Regions from separate parts of the Homo sapiens genome. Here regions 1 and 2 are each linked to region 3. A link is a loop called in an ENCODE intact Hi-C map of the cell type or tissue named here. Cell type or tissue: heart right ventricle. All regions are shown on one strand.

Region 1 (2,500 bases), 79 kb after region 3:
GCTGGGCTCTTTCCCTTGCCAATCCCCTATCAAGCCCTTTTGCCAACAAAAAAGGAACCAAACGTGGGTTTTCCATGCCCATGACAGTTCCCAACGTCAAGACAGATCTGTTTCCTGGTGTCACAGGGTGAGGACAAGAGGGCAAAGTGCTTACCCACATCCTACCTCCCTTAGGAAAAGCAGTTTGGTTTTCTTGAAAGAAAAGCCTGCCATTCCTAGAAGCAGCAAAAAACCCCTGTGCTACCTTCATTTCCCTATCATCCCAGATGCTGAGAGAACACTGACATTTCTCATTTCTCTAGTCTCCTCCTTGTCCCAGGGGCTATAATTCATCCCTTCATGCAACAGGCGCTGTGCTGGGGAATAAGACCACCAGTAGAAGGCACCAGGCTGGGGGTGGTGGCTCACGCCTGTAATCCCCGCACTTTGGGAGGCCGAGGAAGGTGGATCACCTGAGGTCGGGAGTTTGAGACCAGCCTGGCTAACACGGTGAAACCCCATTTCTAGCGAAAATACAAAAATTAGCTGGGCATGGTGGCACGTGCCTGTAATCCCAGCTACTCGGGAGGCCAAGGCAGGAGAATCACTTCAACCCGGGAGGTGGAGGTTGCAGTGAGCTGAGATCATGCCATAGCACTCCAGCCTGGGTGACAGAGTGAGACTCTGTCTCACCAAAAAAAAAAAAAAAAAAAAAAAAAAGGAAAGAAAAGAAAAGAAAAGCCTCCAGCCATTTCCAGGGGAGTCCTGTGGGACAGCACCTTTTTCTGAGAAATGGAGAAGGGGAGCAGATGTTGGTCTCCCTCACACTTTGGCAGAAACTGAAGAACTTCTGGATTTGGGTCTGACGTCCTCTCAACTGAGCTGATGCAGGCCAGTGCCCGACGCAGTGTGTGTGCAAGCTGCAGTGGTGGGTGGGTGGGAATGCCAGGAAGTGTTCATATGGGGGTTGAGGAAGTTTGGAGCATCATGGGAACAGAATGTGCTGGCCCTGTCCCTGAGCCATCCCCAAGCCCCTCCCACTTCCCTGGTCACTAACCAATTCCAGCTGTGCACAGTCCTGACCATCACTTCCCATACGGCTTCTAGGAACTTATGAGTAATTAAAAAAGTGTGTGTGTATGTCTGTGTTTGTGGGTATGTAGGGGAGTCCTCCTAAAAACAGAGGTTTCCAGGGTAACAGCTTAAAAATTCAACCCCACTCTGCCAAAGAAAGCTCCCTATGTCCTGACTCCCTGAGGGGGAAACAGGTCAGAGGCTAACACCACCAACTCCCACATTTATCCAGGTCAAGGGCAAAGTCGGGGCCAGCCCTAACTTGGTTACAGCTCATGTTTTTCTCACCTCCAGTTTCCAGTTTCAGGCTCCAGACTTGCCCTTCTACCTGCCCTCCAGGATTCCCCTTTCTTCTTTCCCCAGCTTCCCTGCCCACTGCCTCCACAGGGTAAGGGTGGCTGTCAGAGGGGGTGGGCGATAGCTTTGAGATTAGCTTCTGCTGGGCTTAGAAATCTCTACAAACTTTTGCCTTCCACCCATAACCCCATGGCCCCTGATCATTAGAAAATACTCTCAGAGGTCTACTCTACTCCCACTTGCTATAGTTTAAAATATTGTCATTAAAAATATTTCTGTAAAACTCTTTTGCCACAATTTGTGGACAGAGAGGGAAACCAACTTGCAGGAAGGGAGCAAGCAAGACAAAGAACCCATTTTTTTCTCTCAGATCAAGTTCTCTTTTTGGGGCAGGCAAGCCACATGTCCTAACCCTTCGCACACACGTCCACATCTCCCCCAGTGAGAGATGACAAATTTAGAGATGACAAAAAAGAGCTGGGTCAGCCCGGCTCAGGGGGTAGGAGCTGGTGGAGGGGGTGGTCATGATGCTGTGCTGGCAACAATTAGTCATCCAATCCTTGCACATGTGCCCAGCCTGCAGCTCCAGACTCTAGGGGCTTTTGTTTGGGTGCCTGTGGGAACTCTGGGAGACTGAAGAGTGCTGAGCAAAGATGGCAGCTTTAGAGCCTGCTCCAGGCTCTGCTGCATCCTAGCTATGTGACCTGAAGCAACTTATTAGAGACTCAGTTTCTCTTTCTGTAAAAAGATGATAATACTGGCCAGGTGCGGTGGCTCACGCCTGTAATCCCAGCACTTTGGGAGGCCAAGGGAGGTGGATCACTTGAGCTCAGGAGTTTGAGACCAGCCTGGCCAACACAGCAAAATCCCATCTCTACTAAAAGTACAAAAATTAGCTGGGTGTGGTGGCACGCGCCTGTAATCCCAGCTATTCGGGTGGCTGAGGCAGGAGAATTGCTTGAACCCGGGAGGCAGAGGTTGCAGTGAGCCGAGATTGCGCCACTGCACTCCAGCCTGGGCTACAGAGTGAGATTCAGTCTCAGAAAAGGAGTAAAAAAGATGATAATACTGGCTGAAGGGTTGTTGTTAAAATTTAAATGAAGTTATCTATTTGGCAGCTTTTACTTTTGATTTATTCTCTCTCTCCTGG
Region 2 (2,500 bases), 110 kb before region 3:
AGGGGTTTCACTGGCTGCATTCCCTGGCATAAAGCGATGAGCACATGCTTTGGATCACACACCCCTGGGTTCAAATTCTGGTTCTGTCACTTACTGGCTGATGAGCCTTGGATAAGGTATTTATTCTCTCTTGGGCTTTTATTTTTTTACCAATAATTGTGATCATCCTTTTGTAGGTGTTTCTACAATTCAATGAGTACTTAGCATTTATGAGATGCTCAAGCAGTGGTAGACCCTATGATTGTCATCATTCGCATTATTTCACCCTGGGCATAGAATGTGTTTTGTGCACAGTAGGTACTCAACAAATGTTTGATTAATTTCTACTTTGGGTAGACAGGCAAGTCAGACTTTCTCTCCTATCCTGAAGGCACTCCTTCCTGGTAGGAAAATCTCCTCCATTTCCCAGTCTAGGCTGAAAATTCTTCGTTTTTGTTTACCTCCTAAACTGTTCAGTAGTTGGTATAACATACTGCAAGGAGGACCCCTCCCTCTTAGTAGAAAAGCAAGGCAAAGGAAGTCTGCAAAAACAACCAGAGGTGTTAAATTACTCATGTTTATTTATAACAGACTTTCAGCCAGTACAGTACAAAACTTACAGTAGTATATCTCCGTTACACAAATATTTACTTACAATATATTACATATACAAAATGCTTTGCAATAAGTCTCAAAAGCTAGTTTAACTCCCCTTGAGAAAGGAGAAAAACTCTTTAAAAAAGGGGGGGAGGGGAATCAGAAGAAGAGAGGAGGAGGTGAAGGGGTAAAGGTCAAAAGAGACACCAAACATAGGCTACAAAGGAAACCCTAGGAGAGAGGGAGAAGAGAGGTGGTATTGCACTTGCTTCTGTGTTTATTTTTTCTTTTTGTTCTTCATAACTTCTGATTAAAAATATATATATATATGTATATATATATATTATGTACACAAGGAAAGAAGCTGCCAGAAGTATTACAAAATCCTATCTGCAGCTTGGACACTGACACAAAAAAACAAAGGTCTGGAAAAGTGTCTACTTAGAAATATTTTGTTGGTGGTATTGATTTTGAATAGCAATATAAAAGGAAACACCTCTTTTCTCCATGTGGGTTTCAGTGTGTGTGTATTTTTTTTTCTTTTTCTTTACTTTTTTTTTTATGCAAAAGGAGCTGGGAGAGAGCATGAGGATGTTTGAGGTTCCAGAGCTGGAAGGCTCTGAAAAGTAGGATTTTGTACCTAAGACCCTGGTTAAAGTGCAGTGATGGTCTGGAGAGAGACAGGATGCCCCCTCTCCCCTCCTTAGCACCTGGTCTTGCCCTTCCAGTCTCTGCTCTCATGGGCACAGAGTATAGCCTCAGAGCATAGTCCTTCATGTTCCGGGAGGTTACAGGTGCCACAGTTGACTGGGGAAGGGGATGGGGGCACCCTAAGGCTCTGATACCCCAGAAGGGACTAGTCCTTATGAAGTGTCACCAAATACACAGCAGACACAGAAGAGGTGGGAGGCGGTAGGTCTAACAGGAAGGGCTCAATAACCAGAATAGTTCAGGAAAAGCCCAGATATTAATCTCAGCTCTGCTGACATTCTAAAAAGGAGCTAGCACCCCAGGGTGCCGTTGAGGATTCTTCCTTTCTCTAGAGACTACTCTGCTCTGAGCTAACCTCCCCATTTTCTGCCCTTGGCAGCATCTATTTATTGCTACATTGTCAAGGAGGAACAATTGCCCCACAATGCTTCTCCCTGCCAATCTGGTTCTCTTGGGGAAACCTCAGAGTGGGGGAGAAAAAGGAGGACAAAGAGGAGAAAGTTTTTTAGGGTCTCCCTTCCCATAAGAAGGCAAGGTAGACTCCTCTCAGAGCCCTTAAGGCCCTAATCCCAGGGTCTGTTCCTTAGCCCACCCTTTACCATCCCCCCCCAAAATATCCCTGATAGGGAGTGAGAAAAGTAGGAGGTAAAAGAGCCAATAAGGAAAGGACATGTGGAAAGAAAGATGGAAGGGGAAGGAAGGGAAGAGAAAAGGAGAGAGAGAAGGACCAAGAGTTACAACTTGTGAGGTGTTGTGTTTGGTTTTTACTTTTTTTTTTCTTTAAACATAGAAAAACAGCCTTTGGTTTGAATCTCAAGGAAGCAGAGAGTGGGATGGCTGTGGCCTTGGGCAGAAAACTCTTGTAGAAAGAAACCTCCACTTGCAGTGGAGTTGTATCTCCTTCTGCCCCTTCTCACTAATCCTAGGTTACTCAAATAGCCAAGGGTCTCTGCAGTAGCCAGCAGTCCCCCCTCCTACCCTGTGTCTGGGAGCTGAGTGTAGAAGGGGGTAGTAAAGGAAGACCCCAGTTCAGTTGTACCCATCCCAGTCTTGCTGGAACAAGGGTGGAATGGGGTGAAGGGCACGTGCCCGTGCTCATGCTGGGATAATTTTTGGTTATACTGAAAATTAGAAGAGAGAAAAGAGATACCCGTTTCTCCCTGCCACTGATCCTAAGAACAGGGCCCAGGAGCCCGGGAATGAGAGGGTGAAT
Region 3 (2,500 bases):
GGTCTGGGCGAGAAGCAACTAGGGCCCTCATCACTTCGCCGCCGAATCCCCGGCGCCGCCCAGCGGGGCAGAGCCAGGCCAGGGCCGCCCGCCCAACCTGGTCCGCTGCCTCTTCGGCCATGGAAGCTGCCGGCAGCCCTGCGGCTACGGAGACAGGTGACCGACCCGCGGCGCCCTCCGCCTTGCACGCCCCTCCCGCGGGTCTCTGGTGGTTGAGTGGGTTGGCCGACAGCAATCGGCACACGAATTCGACCTCCCCACCTTCTTAGGGTTAGATAGGGTCTCCAACCGTCCCTAGAAACACTTGTGCGCCCCAGTGCGTTCCTGGAGTTTGTCTGCTCCACGTCACCAAGCCGCTCTGAGATCTGGGTGCAGGCCAGAGCCTGGATATTCTTCCTTTCTTCATTTATAAGGCCCCCTTTTTGGGTGCAGGTGGGCCTTGCGCCCTTTTCCCTCGCAGGTCCTGGACGTACGAGGAGTTCCTGGGGATGAGAGGGACTGTGCCTCGGAACTTCTCTTGGCTCCCTGAGGACTGTTTTACAGGCAGCAAGCGCTCAGTAATGGTATCGGTGGCAGTAAAAAGCCCACGGCTTTATTTTATTAACTATTTCAGCTTCTCCACTCTTCCTCCTCCTCCACCTCCGCCCATGAAATGGTGCACTCTCCCTTTAAGACTAAGATGGTGGCTTGCTACGATCGGGACTCCACTTCCGGTGGGGAGGGGGGCGGGACCCCAGCCCGCTCACGCCGGAAGTGGTTTGCGTTTTCAAGATGGCGACTCCCTATGTTACTGACGAGACCGGCGGTGAGTGCGGGAGGCGCGGAGCCGCTTCTCTCCGGGCTCTCGGGGCAGGGGTTCGGACTTGGAAAGGGGTCTGTGCCCCGCCCATCCCGGGGCCCCTCCTTTGCCCCGCCCCCCGGACCGCCTTCCCCATTCATTCTCTCCTACGGGGTGTCTCCTGCGCCCCCTTCTGGTCTCGTGTTTGGGGTCTCTGCTTCCGGTCACCCAAACCCTGGGGTCCTTCAGTGCTGGTCCCTGCTTCAGGACCCTCACGGGCCCTTAGCTTTTCTCCAGCAGTTGGACCACTCATATCTCTTTTAGGTTCTTCAGGCTTGGGGGCTTCTACACTCTCATTTCCCTCCAGTTCCTGCCCTCCTTCTTTTCCCCTCCCCCATCTCAGCTATACTTGGTTTCTGCCCTACCCCAGTCCCGTTTTCATTATTTTTCTCGAAGCTTTATTTGCTGAAGACCTCCTCGTTTCTACATAGTACCTTTTCCTCTCCCGTATCTTCATTTGTTGGGTCACTGAGGTTTAGAGGTGTGAAGGGAAGAGGACCCTAATACAACTTTCAGCTTGAGTTTTCTCCCTGATGGAGCCACCCTTCGCTACCTTCTCCCGTGATGGTGATAGAAATTGAGGGGTCTAAGGTGGGAAAAGGCAAACAGGAAAGTATCTAGTGGCTTTTCTCCGAAGCCCTTTGACAAGTGAATAAAACCCACTATTCCTTCTGGCTAGAGAAGAATTTGCAGCCTGGCTGGCCGAGATGCTGAAGTGTCTGCTGTGTATGTAAGGTGTATGTGTTGGAAACGGAGAATCACAGCTTTTATCATGGTTTTGTCCCTTCCTAATGGCCTCATCTTTAGGAAAATATGCATAGTAGTAATAGCTACTCAATGATGATCAAATAATATATGTAAAAGCAATTTATAAAATACTGTGCAAGTGCAAAGTGTTTCTGTTTTTGTAGCCCTCATATGTGTAGTCTGTAGTCTGTAGAAGCAACAGTGTGCCTGTGCCTTGGTACACACGGTGTTTTAAAATGTGCCATTTTGCTTCTTGCTCTGCTGCTTTCCATGTTCCTTACACCTCAGCCCACCTATTTTATGGTATCTGATGACAACCCAGGTTGCTGCTACTTCTCCCCAACCTCACAATTTAAAGTGGTACTACCTCTTTCCTTCTGTTCTCTACCCAGTAGCTCCTTCATGAATTACCAACTTTTAATGTGTGTTTTGAAAATACTACTTATCCAGTATACTTCTCTTTACTCTTAATCATTTTCTTTACCCTGACTCCGTGAAAATCCAGGTATCACATCTTACCTTACCTTGTCACTAAAAGCTGTTTTCTGTTTTCCGTGACTATGTGGAAGAGAAAAAGGAATAAACTGCTTTTTTGTTTTCCTTTACTATGTCCAGATCATTGATCTACCACTGTCACTCTAATCCTCATGGAAGGTATTGCCATGCAATTATAGCAGTTTCTGTAAAACTTTAGTGTCATCATTTACTGCCCACAGGGACCCAGACCTATTGCATCATATTTTTTTCTCTCCTTTTTTTCTTGCTATCATTTTCAGTGTCTCCAGCACCATTGGAATATTCTGATTTCATAGTTCCTCAGCATGAGACGGTCGACTTTCCTTTGTATTTTCAAACCAGTTGCACATCAGAATCACTACAACCTGGATCTCATCTAGGACACCGCTTTTTCTTCAG

What was found. A loop is a pair of places that touch in the nucleus more often than their neighbours do. Peaks named below come from ENCODE experiments on the same cell type or tissue, not always from the same donor. Only the 100,000 strongest peaks of a DNase experiment are listed, where the experiment ranks them.
Region 1: a loop joins it to region 3, with 5 times the contacts of the local background. A loop is called at or near these places in 52 of 110 quality-filtered maps.
Region 2: a loop joins it to region 3, with 3 times the contacts of the local background. A loop is called at or near these places in 30 of 110 quality-filtered maps.

What each region holds. Positions count from the first base shown.
Region 1 is chr12:55,846,594-55,849,093 of GRCh38, reverse strand. No RefSeq gene overlaps it. Among named protein-coding and RNA genes, the nearest start is that of MMP19, 4.9 kb to the right of the region's middle. In heart right ventricle, no CTCF peak of the experiment used is centred here; DNase peaks (open chromatin) are centred at 478, 963 and 1,873; H3K4me3 peaks cover 1,172 bases; H3K27ac peaks cover 2,500 bases; H3K27me3 peaks cover 333 bases.
Region 2 is chr12:56,036,474-56,038,973 of GRCh38, reverse strand. IKZF4 (IKAROS family zinc finger 4) reads right to left here. Exons shown (of 8, transcript NM_022465.4): 8 at 539-2,500. Among named protein-coding and RNA genes, the nearest start is that of RPS26, 4.2 kb to the left of the region's middle. In heart right ventricle, no CTCF peak of the experiment used is centred here; no DNase peak of the experiment used is centred here.
Region 3 is chr12:55,925,381-55,927,880 of GRCh38, reverse strand. PYM1 (PYM1 exon junction complex associated factor) reads left to right here. Exons shown (of 3, transcript NM_032345.3): 1 at 1-156. The coding sequence starts at 120. It also overlaps a transcript of DGKA not described here. Among named protein-coding and RNA genes, the nearest start is that of PYM1, 1.3 kb to the left of the region's middle. RefSeq lists enhancers at 1-296, 376-545, 586-805, 297-877 and a silencer at 896-1,045. In heart right ventricle, CTCF peaks have their summits at 751 and 981 (motif pointing left); a DNase peak (open chromatin) is centred at 790; H3K4me3 peaks cover 1,712 bases; H3K27ac peaks cover 1,697 bases.